Linked DNA regions of Homo sapiens: region 1 is linked to region 2. The links are chromatin loops, found by intact Hi-C in ENCODE. Cell type or tissue: GM12878. All regions are shown on one strand.

Region 1 (8,000 bases), 81 kb after region 2:
GCAGTCTCTCTGTGTCCCATAGGGTGGAAGGTATGAGGGAACTCTCTGGGACTCCTTTTGTAAGAGCACTAGTCCCATTCAGGAGGACCCCACCTTTATGATCTAATCATTCCAAAAGGCTGTATATTTTAAGAACATCACATTGGAAGTTAGGATTTCAACATATGAATTTTAGGGGAACATAAACATTCAGACCTAAGAGTTCTAGCATAACTTTTTTTGTGCAGTTGTTAGTGTTCTACTGTGTGACTGTACAACAATTTGTTTATCCGTGCGCCTATTGTTGAACATTTAGGTTGTTTCCTGTTTGGAGCCATGATGAAAAAAGCTGCTATGAACTTTTGTGTGCAAATTTTATGTGGATATATGTTTTCATTTCTCTTGGGTAAATACCTAGGAATAAAGTTTCTGGATTGTATATTAAGTAAATGTTTAACTTTATAACAGACAGCAAAATTGTCTTTCACAATGTGGTACCATTTTATATTCCCAACAGTCTTGAAAACATATAATCTGTGCAACTTTGTTCTAATTTTTCAAAATTATTTTGGTTATTTTATACCCTTTACATTTCCATCTAATTTTAGGATCAAATTGTCAGTTTCTCAACAAGAACAACAACAAAAAGATTCCGGGGATTTTACTTTGGATTATTTTGAATCTCCAGATCAATTAGTAAAGGACTGAAATCTTAATACTGAGCCTTCCAATGCATAAACATGGTATATCTCTTTCTTTCTTTCACTGGTCTGAGTAAGGTTTTATACCATGCACATATTTTGCTAAATTAATTTCTGCTAAATAAATTGCATTATTTTGTATGATGTTTTTAAGGCACCATTTTTTTCTTTTTCTTTTTCTTTTTTTTTTTTTTTTGAGACGGAGTCTCACTCTGTTGCCCTGGCTGGAGTGCAGTGGCGCCATCTCCGCTCACTGCAAGCTCTGCCTCCCAGGTTCACGCCATTCTCCTGCCTCAGCCTCCCAAGTAGCTGGGACTACAGGCGCCCACCACCATGCCCGGCTAATTTTTTTGTCTTTTTAGTAGCGACGGGGTTTCACCATGTTAGGCAGGATGGTCTCGATCTCCTGACCTCGTGATCCGCCTGCCTTGGCCTCCCAAAGTGCTGGGATTACAGGCGTGTAAGGGCACCATTTTTTAAACTTCAAATGTAATTGTTCTTTCCTAGTATGTGGATATATCTATTTGAGTTTTGTGTATTGACCTTGAATCCTGTGTCCTTGCTAAACTCATATGTTAACTCTAGTAGCTTTTTTTGCAGATACCTTAGGATTCTCTGTGAATTTGAACATTAATTTGTTAACAGATGCAGTTTGATTCTTCCTTTCTAATATATATAATGTTTATTAATTGGTACTGCCTTATTGTCCTGGGCCATCAATTTAATAGAAGCAGTGAGTAGACATTCTACCTTTGTCTCTAATTTTAGGGGAAAGCATCTATATTTGGATATATGGATGGGTAGATAAATAGGTAAGTAGGTAGATAGATAGATAGATAGATAGACATGGATAAAATTTAGCACATATCCATGATTTAAAAAAATCTTGGCTAACTAGGAATAGAAAGGAACTTCCTTAACTAGATAAAGGGTATCTATGAAAAACTTAACTATCTGTAAATAGATAGAATCATTGCTCATGTATATGTGCATGTATGTATCATATATTTATGTCTGTGTTATATTACACACATACACACATCTGTAGTAATGATCATAAGATTTTTCTTCTTTATATTTTTTAAATGGTGAATTTCATTTCATTGCTAGACCTTGTATTCATTGGTTAAATGTCTTTAGGCCATGATGCAATATCTTTTCATAATTTGATAAATTCTATTTGCTAATATTTTTTCTTTTTCCATGTCCCCCATCCTCCCATTCAAAATACAGACCAGGCACGGGGCATGGTGTATCTGAGGAGAGGTTAATATTTTACAAAGAATTTTACTGTGACTTCTTTCATGAAAGTTACCGATCTCTAACTTTCATTTCTTATGATGTCTTTGTTTGGTGTTGGTATCAGCCTAATGCTGAGCTTCTGATATACGTTGGGAAATATTCCTTTCTCCTACATTTTATGCAGAAATTTGTGTAAAATTGCTGTTACTTCTTGGTAAATGTTTGATTGATTTCATCAGTGAAGCCATTGAGATCTGGAATTTTCTTTGTGAACAGATCTTAATTACAAATTAAATTTCATTAATAAAGAGTCACTTATATTCTCTATTCTTGGGGAGTCAATTTTGGTAATTTATGTCTCTCATTGAAGTTGCTATTTTATTAAAATGCCAGTTTTATTGGCAAAATCTTATTCATTGTATCCTCTTAAATTTTTTTTATCTGTCGAATCTGTGAGTGTATCCTCTTTTTTATTCTTGAATTTGTATTTTCTGTTCTTTTTATTGAATTAATCTGACTTGAATTGTGCCAACTTACTGATCTTTTCAAATAACCAGATTTTGGTTTCATGATTTCCTCTGTTGCTTGTTGTCTATTTCATTGGTTTCAGTTATCATTGTCATATCGTCTCCTCTATTTACATGGTGTTTAATAGACCTCCTCCTAGATGGAAGCTTAGGTAATTCACTCATTCAGCTCCTCCTAGATAGAAGCGAAGATGCCTCCATTTTTTCTCTGAATGTTTTTATAAACATGTTATAGTTTTACTTTTTACATATAAGTCTGTGATTCATTATTAATTAATTTTTGCATAAAGTATAAGACTTTACCCTTAGCTTGACATTTGTTCATTTACTTTTGCCTATTGATATTCAATTGCACCAGCATCATTTTTTGAAAAAGGTTATCTTTGCTCTGTTGAATTATTTATATACCTTTGTCAAAAATCAGTTGGGCCTATTTATGTTTATTTCTGTTCATTTTTTAAATCTCTGTCTGTCCCTCTACCAACATCAAATAGTCCTGATTACTATAGCTATATAAAAATTCTTAATATTGAATAGACTTGTTTATCCCATTTTATTTCTCTTTTTCAAAATGATTTTAGCTATTCTAATTCATTTGCCTTTCCTTATAAGTTTCAGTATAATCTTGTCTATATCAACAAAATTCCTGCTAAGATTTTAATAGAGATTTCATTAAATCAGTATTTAAATTGACAACTTTACTGTGTTGAGTTTTCCAGCTCATAAATGTGTTATGTCTGTCACACACATGCCTTGTTAGATTTACATCTAAATATTTTACATTCCACTAGTGAGAATGCCTAGCACTATGTTGGCTAAGAGTAATGAGAGGAGACATTCTTATGTAGTTACTGATGTTAGGACACATCCAGTCTGTCATCATTAGGTGTAATGTGAGCTGTAGGTTTTGTGCAGCTGCTTCATACCAAGATGAGGAAGTTCACCTGCACTCTTATTTTTCTGAGAGCTTTCACTATGAATAAGTGTTGAATTTTTTTCAAATGCTTCTTCTGCTTTGATTGCTAAGATCATGTAATTGTTCCTTTTTTGCCTGTTGATATGGTGCATTATGTTGATTGATTTTTGAATACTGAACTAGCTTTGCAACCCTGGAGTAAACGCCACGTAGTTATAGTGTATACTTCTTTTTATGTATTACAGCATTCTATTAGTATTTTGTTAAGGAATTTTGTGTCTGTATTCATGAGGGATATTGGCCTTCTTTCTTCCTTTTTTGTTTTGCTTTTGTTTAGTTTTGGCATCATGATAATACTAGCTTCATAAAATGAATTGGCAAATGAACGTCCTTTCTTCAATTTTCCTGAATAGATTGTGTAAAATGAGTGTTAATTCTTCTTTAAAACTTTGGTATAATTTTCCAGTGAAATTGTCTGGGTTTAGAGATTTCATTTTGAAAGTCAAATCTTGATTAAATTAAGATTTAATTAAAAAATTCTCAGCACAATTTTCCTTATAGTGATAGGGCTATTGAAATAATCTACTTCTATAGTTTGTAAACGTTTTTTTCCATTTTGTGAGTAGTTGCTTTGTTGATTTTTTTTGATGTCTAGAAGCTTTTTATTTTATTTTTTATTTTTAAGTTATTTTAATTATTTTTTTTGAGACAGAGTCTTGCTCTGTTGCCCAGGCTGGAGTGCAGTGGCTCAATCTCGGCTCACTGCAAGCTCCGCCTCCTGGGTTCTTGCCATTTTCCTGCCTCAGAAGCGTTTTAATTTGATGTAATTCCATTTGTCTGTTTTTGCTTTTGTAGCTTATGCTTTTGAGGTCTTAGCTAAAAATTCTTTGCCCATACCAATGTCATGGACATCTGCCCTGTATTTTCTTCTAGTTCTTTCACAGCTTGGGGTCTTACATTTAAGTCTTTAATCTATTTTGAGTTGATTTTTTTTCTTTTTTTTTAATTATACTTTAAGTTTTAGGGTACATGTGCACATTGTGCAGGTTAGTTACATATGTATACATGTGCCATACTGGTGCGCTGCACCCACTAACTCGTCATCCAGCATTAGGTATATCTCCCAATGCTATCCCTTCCCCCTCCCCCCACCCCACAACAGTCCCCAGAGTGTGATATTCTCCTTCCTGTGTCCATGTGATCTCATTGTTCAATTCCCACCTATGAGTGAGAATATGCGGTGTTTGGTTTTTTGTTCTTGCAATAGTTTACTGAGAATGATGATTTCCAGTTTCATCCATGTCCCTACCAAGGACATGAACTCATCATTTTTTATGGCTGCATAGTATTCCATGGTGTATGTGTGCCACATTTTCTTAATCCAGTCTATCATTGTTGGACATTTGGGTTGGTTCCAAGTCTTTGCTATTGTGAATAATGCCACAATAAACATACGTGTGCATGTGTCTTTATAGCAGCATGATTTATACTCCTTTGGGTGTATACCCAGTAATGGGATGGCTGGGTCAAATGGTATTTCTAGTTCTAGATCCCTGAGGAATCTCCACGCTGACTTCCACAATGGTTGAACTAGTTTACAGTCCCACCAACAGTGTAAAAGTGTTCCAATTTCTCCACATCCTCTCCAGCACCTGTTGTTTCCTGACTTTTTAATGATAGCCATTCTAACTGGTGTGAGATGGTATCTCATTGTGGTTTTGATTTGCATTTCTCTGATGGCCAGTGATGATTAGCATTTTTTCGTGTGTTTTTTGGCTGCATAAATGTCTTCTTTTGAGAAGTGTCTGTTCATATCCTTTGCCCACTTTTTGATGGGGTTGTTTGTTTTTTTGTTGTACGCAAATAAACTAGAAAATCTAGAAGAAATGGATAAATTCCTCGACACATACACTCTCCCAAGACTAAACCAGGAAGAAGTTGAATCTCTGAATAGACCAATAACAGGATCTGAAATTGTGGCAATAATCAATAGCTTACCAACCAAAAAGAGTCCAGGACCAGATGGATTCACAGCCGAATTCTACCAGAGGTACAAGGAGGAACTGGTACCATTCCTTCTGAAACTATTCCAATCAATAGAAAAAGAGGGAATCCTCCGTAACTCTTTTTATGAGGCCAGCATCATTCTGATACCAAAGCCAGGCAGAGACACAACAAAAAAAGAGAATTTTAGACCAATATCCTTGATGAACATTGATGCAAAAATCCTCAATAAATTACTGGCAAAACGAATCCAGCAGCACATCAAAAAGCTTATCCACCATGATCAAGTGGGCTTCATCCCTGGGATGCAAGGCTGGTTCAATATACACAAATCAATAAATGTAATCCAGCATATAAACAGAGCCAAAGACAAAAACCACATGATTATCTCAATAGATGCAGAAAAGGCCTTTGACAAAATTCAACAACCCTTCATGCTAAAAACTCTCAATAAATTAGGTATTGATGGGACGTATTTCAAAATAATAAGAGCTATCTATGACAAACCCACAGCCAATATTATACTGAATGGGCAAAAACTGGAAGCATTCCCTTTGAAAACTGGCACAAGACAGGGATGCCCTCTCTCACCACTCCTATTCAACAGTGTTGGAAGTTCTGGCCAGGGCAATCAGGCAGGAGAAGGAAATAAAGGGTATTCAATTAGGAAAAGAGGAAGTCAAATTGTCCCTGTTTGCAGATGACATGATTGTATATCTAGAAAACCCCATTGTCTCAGTCCAAAATCTCCTTAAGCTGATAAGCAACTTCAGCAAAGTCTCAGGATGCAAAATCAATGTACAAAAATCACAAGTATTCTTATACAGAAACAACAGACAAACAGAGAGCCAAATCATGAGTGAACTCCCATCCACAATTGCTTCAAAGAGAATAAAATACCTAGGAATCCAACATACAAGGGATGTGAAGGACCTCTTCAAGGAGAACTACGAACCACTGCTCAAGGAAATAAAAGAGGATACAAACAAATGGAAGAACATTCCATGCTCATGGGTAGGAAGAATCAATATCATGAAAATGGCCATACTGCCCAAGGTAATTTACAGATTCAATGCCATCCCCATCAAGCTACCAATGCCTTTCTTCACAGTATTGGAAAAAACTACCTTAAAGTTCATATGAAACCAAAAAAGAGCCTGCATCGCCAAGTCCATCCTAAGCCAAAAGAACAAAGCTGGAGGCATCACACTACCTGACTTCAAACTATACTACAAGGCTACAGTAACCAAAACAGCATGGTACTGGTACCAAAACAGAGATATAGATCAATGGAACAGAACAGAGCCCTCAGAAATAACGCCGCATATCTACAACTATCTGATCTTTGACAAACCTGAGAAAAACAAGCAATGGGGAAAGGATTCCCTATTTAATAAATAGTGCTGGGAAAACTGGCTAGCCATATGTAGAAAGCTGAAACTTGATCCCTTCCTTACACCTTATACAAAAATCAATTCAAGATGGATTAAAGACTTAAACGTTAGACCTAAAACCATAAAAACCCTAGAAGAAAACCTAGGCATTACCATTCAGGACATAGGCATGGGCAAGGACTTCATGTCTAAAACACCAAAAGCAATGGCAACAAAAGCCAAAATTGACAAATGGGATCTAATTAAACTAAAGAACTTCTGCACAGCAAAAGAAACTACCATCAGAGTGAACAGGCAACCTACAAAATGGGAGAAAATTTTCACAACCTACTCATCTGACAAAGGGCTAATATCCAGAATCTACAATGAACTCAAACAAATTTACAAGAGTTGATTTTTTTTAAATAGTGAAAGACAGGGTCTAGTTTCATTCTTTTGCATGTGGATATCCAGTTTTTTTCAGCAGCATTTATTAAAGAGACTGTTTTTTCCTCACCTTTGTTAAAAATTAGTTAGCTCTAGGTGTGTGGATTCCTTTCTGGACTCTCTATTCTACTCTATTGGTCTATGTGTCTGTTTTTATGCAGGTGTCGTATTGTTTTGACTATGATAGCTTTGCAGTATTGCAGGGACCAAGGGGAGATTTCCCCCTTTGCCCTCAGAAGATTCATTGGAAAATCAACTTGCAAAATATAGATTAATAAAGGCATACACATTTATTTAACATGTGTACACAGAGACCTTCAGAATGAAGACCCAAAGATTCAGGGGAAATTGTCCACTTTTGTGCTTAGGTTCAACAAAGTACGAACAGTTTTGAAGAAATACGACTGGACAAAAAAGGACATGATCTAATGCTAATAGATGGAGTGGGGAAACCCAACAAGGCCTGTCTGTCAATATTTCTCTTGGCCTCTCTGAGTGGCATTCCTTCCTTCTGGGTGTAAAGCAGGACCCTCTCTGGAATGGGGGGGTCTTATGACCTATAGTCAAGCAAGGTAGATCAGGTAACTTTTTTTCTTTTTAAGTTATTTTTTTACATGGCCAGTTTTTACATAGAAAGGTGGAGAAAAAATTAGAGTACTATTTTTAGGTTTTATGACTGTCTTTGGGGAAAAGAGATTCTGGTTTCTATGAGCCACCTTACAGAATGGGAATTCTAGTTTCTATGGCAAGCCTCAGGGGAGAATGGGACTGAGAGACAGGAAGGCATGAAAAGTCAAAGAAAATCTTTTGT
Region 2 (8,000 bases):
GCACATTGGACCCCTGGGGTTATTTTATAAGATTGGAAACATTTAATTCACTATAACTAAAAGTATATATTTTTAAACATTAAAAACAAAAGCATCCACAATTTCATCACCTACATAACTATACATGACATAGCATGCATGTGTTTAGATAATATGAACTGTTCAAGTTTTAAACTTGTCCCTAAACCAGGGTCTTTTTCCCCAAAAGTAAGTGTTATTAAGGACTCGTGGAATAGTTCAGATTAGTTTAAATGTAAATATCAGTATATATCTTAATACTATTTATGTATGTCTCTTTTTCTCTATCTATCAAGAGAAAGACACAAGAGAAATGAAACTTAAGTCTGTCCCATCCTCATATTCTGTGGTGAAGGGACAGAATGTTCTGGCTAGAAAGTAGAAATAATGCCGAATGTTAGGAAGGTTATTAAGCAGCCCACATGATTGAGGATAGAACATGTTTAATTTTGTTCTCAAAAAAAGAAAAATGATCTCCGTAAAGTCACAGCAGCTTGATGACAGTCTGGCCGCTTTGGAAGCTGGTAAGTCCTCTTCTGTCCAGGAACAGGGTAATGTCTGCGCTCAGAGCAGCAGTTCTCAAATGTTTTGGTCTCAGAATTCCTTTATATTCTTAAAAATTATTGAAGACCTCAAAGAGCTTGTATTTAAGTGAATTATATCAATAGATATTTACTGTCACAAAAATTAAAACCTGATTTTAATATTATTAATAAAAGTAACAATACATTTACTAGCACATACTGTGAAATAATAAAAAATATATATTTGGTTTCTGCCCCCAGTTTCTGGCATTTAGCTCCTAAAACTCTTGTAATTTCCTGGGTGATAGGAGAATCTTTTTTTTCTACTGAGGGTACTCTTGGTGGGCTCCTGGATGGGGTCTGGTAACCAGAAAGACCAACACATGATTAGAAGCTTGAAATTTTCAGCCATATCCCCCAGCCTCTGGGAAGGGGAAAGGGGCTGAAGATTGAGTTAATAATTGGGTGTTTTATTTTGCCTATTTGATGAAGCCTCCATAAAAATCCCTGAACAATGGGGTTCAGGGAGTTTCCAGGTTGATGAAAACACCCATGTGCTGGGAAGCTGGTGCACCCCAAATCCATGGGGACAGAAGCTCCTGTGCCCAGGAGCCTTCTGGACCATGCCCTGTGCATGTCTTCGTCTGGCTAGTCACCTATGTCCTTTATCATATCCTTCAAAATAAAGCAGTAAACATAAGGAAAGTGTTTCCCTGAGTTTTGTGAGCCATCCTGGAAAATTACCAAACCTAAGGAGGGGGCTGTGGGAACCCCTGATCTATAGCTGGTGGGTCAGAAGTACATGGTCTCAACCTGGGGCTTGTGATTGGCATCTGGGGTCAGGGGCAGTCTTATGGGATTGGGCTCTTAACCTGTGGAGTCTGTGCTCACTCAGTTAGATTCAGAGCTGAATTGAATTGTGTGATACACAGCTGGTTTAATGTGAGAAACCCCACCCCTACCGCCTCATTTTGGTGACCAGAGTGTTCTGTGTTGAGTGCATAGTAAGAGAAAACAGTTCTGTTTCTCCATTAAACACATACATACATAATGTATTATTAATACAAATACATTTTCTGAAAAACATAGTGACAAATGGCATTGTTTTCTATTTTTTGCAAGTCTATGTTTGGCTATATAGGAGACGCATTCTCATAGCTGCTTCTGCATTCGTCTTCTGTGATGTCGATTCAGGTAGCTTGTAGAAACCTCCAGTGTACACTCCTGAGTTAATAACACTGAACAAAGCAAATAACGTCTCATTATTATTACAAAAGTAGTTCTGATTTAGTGGACTCCTTAAAGGTTTACTGTGAACTCCACAGAGGCTCCTGGAACACACTTTGAGGACCCCATGTCTAGGGTGAGTTCAGGAAGGAGATGCTTAGAGATGATGGGATGAGAGGTTCTTGGGTGTCTACTCCATTCCTCAGGGAAAAATAATAATCAGATTTTTTGTATATTAGTATCAGCCCAAATAACTGTTAGATTACTTTACATTTTCTTTTAACCCTTGGACAAACAATTTACATCTAAATCCAATAACTTTAAGAAATGTGTTCATTTGTATTGCTACTAGAGCTGGCTAAATTTGTATAGATGTATCAGTTGAGATGTAAGTGATAATTTTTGGAATAAAAGTTATTTTGTATCTTTAATAGCGGTAAAGCACGTGTTCATCCTATGACCAGAAGGTTTTCTGAGAACAGTAATCACATTCAGTCTCCACATCTCCGGGGTCCAAACCCTTTACATTGGGCTTCATTGAAAGGATAAATTGGAGTTTGAGTTGATAAAAAAGTTATTTTAATGCTTTTACTTCATGTACCTTTTCTAAATTTTTCTTAGAAGATCGATATTAACACTGGAGCTATTTTAGGTAAACAATCAGATTTTGAAAATAATTTATTTTGGGGAACAATTCTAGTCCTATTAGCAATATTTCTTGGTTGGAACTTCATTAAGGTGGCTTTGAAAAGGAGCTTCGACTGCCCTGTGTGAGGCTGTTGGCACCCACTGCTCAGTCTCCAGCCTGAATCTCCCCAGGCATCTCTCTGTGTCCTGCTTCTCCCCAAGACCCTCTTTGCCTTGGAGTCTTCTGGGGTGCTGTCCCTAGCTCCAAGACAACATTTATTTCTCTCTGTGGTTTCTACTTCCCATTGTGAAAGCACAAGACTTAACCCTAAATCCACTAGTGACACTGATAATGAAGCAATGACTGTGGACCCCAGCCTGAAACAAGCCCTGGGGTGTGGGGTGCACTGAGTTGATGTCAGGCCTTCTGTTGTGGGTGTTTTATTTTGTCAAGTCATGGACCCACCCCTGGGCTCCAAGGACATTTGCATTATCTGGACACACTTAGAGGATGCTTGGAGGTAGAAAGGCTTTAAAGATTAGCCCTAAACCTCATGTTACCAAGCTAATAAAATGGTTAGCCATGATGCTAACTCACTTATTTACAATTTTAGAAAACAATATTCAATGTTCAAACAATATGTACTTGGGCCCTGTTATGACTGAATTATGACCGTTTCTCAATTCATATGTTGAATTCTCAACCCCTTGCACCTCTGAATATGACTGTATTTGGAGATGAGTCATTTAAACAGATGATTACATTTAAGTGGGGTAATTGGGATGGGCCCTGATCCAATATGACTGCGGTCCTCATAAGAAGAGGAAGTTAGAACACAGACACACACGCACACAGAAACACACACGAAAAAGCATGTGAAGATACAGGCAGAAGATGGCCATCTACACATCCAGGAAAAAAGCCACAGGAGAAACCAAGCCTGCCAACACCCTGACCTTGGACTTCCAGCCTCCAGGACAGAATATATTTTCACGGTTTAAGCCACCCAGGTTGTGCAGTATTTGCTATGGCAGCCAACCAGGCTGATACAGGCCTCTGTGCCTGACACTGCTCCAGGCCCAGGGAACACTGTATTGCGAGCCACCCTCAGGAACTTGCTCTAGTGTGTTCTCTCAGATTCATCCTATGCACAAGCTGGGCCCTTGGGGTCAGCAAGGCACTCTCTTTGCCAAGAACCTGTGGGCTAAGGGGCACACAAGGCTATACTTTGAGAATTACTAGAACATAGTCATTTATATCAGAAGAGATGGTCACAGGTAAAGCCAGAGTCTGCGTAACCAGACAAGATGCATTAATCAATTCATTTATTAAATATGTATTCTGCAATGTGGAATAGATGTGGAAATAGAGTCTGAGTTGGGTCCTCAGAGACATGATGGTCCAGTTGGGAGCCCAAGAGTCAGCACATTAACAGTGAGGGAAGACATAGTCAAGATGAAAGGGATTCCTGGGAAAGACACAAAGAAGTGGGCTGAGCCAGGAAAGAGTATGTTTAGGGGTCCCTGTGGCTGATCAGGGCAGAGTCCCTCCGGAGCAGGATCTTAAGTGCAACCTGAGGACTGGAAGGGCCTTGTGAGGAGCAGGGCAAGAGTCTCCCAGGCAGAGGGACCAGCCGTGCAAAGGGCCTGGGGTGGTGAAGGGCTTGCTGTATTGGAGCTGCTGAGGGAATCCCCTGTGTCTGGCCTCAGAGAGAGGAGCAGCAAACTGTGAGGCGAGGGTGGAGAAGTGAAGGGAACTGGGTTCCCAGGGGCCTGTGGGCCATGGCGAGGCATCTGAATTTTATTCTAATGCACTGGGGACACATTGAGGCCTGGTGAGCTAGTGAGGAATGTTGTGATTCCACAGAATTTTGGAAGAACCCACTGATTTGGTGGAGCAGGGGACTGAGGGGAGGAGTGCAGGAAGCTGGGAGCTGCTTAGCCTCTGTCCAGGCCACAGGGGCCAGCAGCCAGTGCTGGAGCAGCAGCCTGCCTTTCCTCTGCCTGTTGGCTCCAGGCCCCAGCCCGCAAGCCCCAGACCAGGCGTGGCTCTCCTCGAGTCTTAACATGACCTAAAAAGGGGGATTTAAAACATCTATTCCTTTCTATTGAAACATAGTTTTTTCCAACTAGGTTTTATTTTATTTTTTTTTAGATGGAGTCTTGCCCTGTCTCCCAGGCTGGAGTGCAATGGTGCAATCTTGGCTCAATGCAAGCTCTGCCTCGCGGGTTCAAGCAATTCTCCTTCCTCAGCCTCCCGAGTAGCTGGGATTACAGGCACCTGACTCCACACCCAGCTAATTTTTGTATTTTTTAGTGGAGACGAAGTTTCACCATGTTGGCCAGGCTGGTCTCGAACTCCTGACCTCAGGTGATCTGCCCACCTCGGCCTCCCAAAGTGTGAAGATTACAGGCATGAGCTACTGCGCCTGGCCGCAAGTAGTTACTTTAATAGCTGACATTCATTCAAGACTTACCAAATGCCAGACATCATTTTGCACATTTTCTGTACAGGTTGTTGTGTTATCATTGCAATAGCCATGGGATGTAAACATTTTCTTTTTTTTTTCATTTCTCAGGTGACGAGGATTTTATGGGCCTTAGTTTCTTTTTCTTTCTTTCTTTTTTTTTTTTTCTTTTTGAGATGGAGTTTTGCTTTTGTTGCCCAGGCTGGAGTGCAATGGCGCCATCTCAGCTCACTGCAACCTCTGCCTCCTGGGTTCAAGCAATTCTCCTGCTTCAGTCTCCCGAGTAACTGGGATTACAAGCATGTGCCTCCACACCCAGCTAATTATGTATTTTTAGTAGAGATGGTGTTTCTCCATGTTGGTCAGCCTTGTCTCGAACTCCCGACCTCAGGTGATCCGCCCGCCTTGGCCTCCCAAAGTGCTGGGATTACAGGCGTGAGCCACCACGCCTGGCCAGTTTCTTTGTTTTTAAAATAAGAATATAATATAGCAAAAGTCCTGTCGTTACATAAAGGGGCACACGAATGTGAATACACATGTACACACAGATGTGCACACACATGCACACATGGCAGCCATGAGTGATGTTCATGGATAATTACAAGATAGTTGGAACATAAATTATGTTGTGTTTTTCATAGCACTCTGTATGTTTTGAAATAATGAGTGGCTAAATAGTGAATCCATTTTTTTGGATACTACAAGTTTCAGAGATTTTATGGAAGATAAAAAAGATGGAACAATAAATGCAAAGCACGGTTTGTTATTATGATGAACTCTTACATTGTGATAGGTTCACATATTCAGGAACATCTTAATGTGATTGCTATATGATATACCCATTTAATAAAGAAAATGATAAAAGAAGGGAACATTAACACAAAGTAAATGCCAAATAATGTTAAAAGTTTGAACAATGACACCACACTTATTTAATATGAACATTTATCATTTCTACAGTGGAGGCTGAAAACTCACAAATCAGGCATTGTACTATTTGCAAGCTTAATCTTTCATGACAAATGGTTCAGACATAGAAAAATGTCTTTCAGTTTTCATTGCCATTGCTTGAATTGTTCAAAACATATTTTCAAGTTGGGCCTTCAGTGCACATTGCCTCTGCTAAGTTCTTTTCTTTTCTTTCTTTTTTTTTCTTTTAACACTTGCTTGCCCTGGTTTTGGTTTTACCATCGACATTGATTTTGCTCCTGCTACTTCAGTTGCTGATTCACTCTCATCTCATGAGAGAGCATTTCACAGCAACTCTCATGTTTTCTCCATAAATTTCTTCCACTGAAGCACATTTTCTCTTAAAAATCTATCCATTGGTGATCTTGCTAAATCAACAATTTCATTTTTGACTGCAAAAAAGTTGTCCTTTCTCACTTCATATAAATAGCAAGCTTAAAGCAAGTTCATGCATCACTCACAACTTCGTAAAGTTCCCCTTCTATAAATGACTGACTTTCAGCTGCCAAAAAGCAATTTTATTGATATGGACTTTTTAAAAGCCTTTGGATCATTTTTTATAATATATCCATTTAGTATCCAAAATGACTTATAATTTTATTTTTTTCATTCTTGAGTATTTCTTTCTGCAAAAAAAAACTAATTCTCATGAGAGAATGATTTAAAGAGCTTTATAATTTTTCTTATATTTAAAAACTGTGGCAGAGGCATTTTACAGATGATACTGCTTAGATTTGACCCACAACCAGATCAGAGTTATTGTTTTCACTATTCTGGTTTTTCAAAGTTGTAGTGCATTCACTTCTGCTGCTGTTTGTTTTTCATGTTTTGTCCATCAACCTCCTATTGGTGTAAGATACTTTAGTCACAAGGTGAAATGCATGCTCATCAGTGATAACTTTCTGAATTTGTCTGTGATTGTGCTGGTAATCAGTGTTAGTAAGCTATGACTGTGTAACAAATTACTCCAAAACCTAACAGTTAAAAAAAAATTTAATTATCTCACAGTTTCTGTGTTCTAAGTGGTTCTGGCTCAAGTCTGTCAAGGGGCTGCAGTCAAGTTGTTGGCTGGGTGGGAGGGGAGGCATCTTAAGGCTCAACTGGGAGAGGACCTGCTTCCAAGCTCACTCATGTACTTGTTGGCAGCCTCAGAAGATGCGCTTCTAGGGTCACCCACATGGTGCCTTTGCACAGGATTCCCTCACAGCATGGCAGCTGGCTTCCCCAGAGCTAGTGATCCAAGAGAGAGCAAGAAAGACAACCCAAAACTGAAGTCTGTTTTTTTATAACCTCTTTTTGGGAGTGACCACTCATCACTTGGGCCATTGGTTTAAAGCAGGTCACCAAATCTGGCCCACCCTCAAAGGAAGGGGATCACTGGAAGCTATCTTAGACACTGCTTACCACACAACAACATCTGCTTCAAGTTCTACTTCAAAAGTTTCTAATCTTTTCTCAAGTAAAGACAATAGTTTTTCTCCAGAATAGTTCCCATGAATTCTTATTAAACCAAGAGTCAATGAAGTTTCAATGTAGCATGCATGAACATTCATGTATCTTTGATTCTGATAACTGGCCACTCATCTACCTAAATGTTTATTTTCTTATTTTCGCATTTGAAAGTGCCAAATTGATGTGCAGTTGTTCCATTGTATTGTAAAAGTTATGTATTAACGCAATAATTGATGATGGACGTTTTGGCCATTGCAGTCCCTTGCTTAAGAAACTTGCCCTAACAAATTTAGTTTCATGTTTTTTTTTTTTCTCCAAATCTTGTCTTTTTCAATGGTGTTCTGGGATCAGCTTGTGAACCAACTCACGTCATCTCTTCTCAACTCCACAGTCAGTGACATCATGTTGGTAGCTTAAAGTTGGCCGCTGTGGAGGATATAGCTACATGTGGGATTTGGCAAATGTTACAGACCACCATTTCCATCCCTACTGTATTGTTCCTTAAGAGTAGTTGGCATCAGCTTATGAGTATTATTTTTAGAGCTTTATTTTGCCAATAATGCTATGATAATATCCAGGGTGCTGAAGTAGATGATGCTTTGCTTTGCAGTGATTCAAATATATCTGGTTATGAGATAAATGACTTCCCTTATCTCTTATGCTTTCAACATTTTTGTACTCTGTATTATGGATATCTCAAAATTACCTAATAAAT

The links. A loop is a pair of places that touch in the nucleus more often than their neighbours do. Peaks named below come from ENCODE experiments on the same cell type or tissue, not always from the same donor. Only the 100,000 strongest peaks of a DNase experiment are listed, where the experiment ranks them.
Region 1: it touches region 2 in a loop (2.1-fold over the local background); 1 of 110 quality-filtered maps calls a loop at or near these places.

Annotation. Positions count from the first base shown.
Region 1 is chr7:46,135,967-46,143,966 of GRCh38, forward strand. No RefSeq gene overlaps it. Among named protein-coding and RNA genes, the nearest start is that of IGFBP3, 220 kb to the left of the region's middle. In GM12878, no CTCF peak of the experiment used is centred here; a DNase peak (open chromatin) is centred at 3,375.
Region 2 is chr7:46,055,462-46,063,461 of GRCh38, forward strand. No RefSeq gene overlaps it. Among named protein-coding and RNA genes, the nearest start is that of IGFBP3, 140 kb to the left of the region's middle. In GM12878, no CTCF peak of the experiment used is centred here; a DNase peak (open chromatin) is centred at 3,139.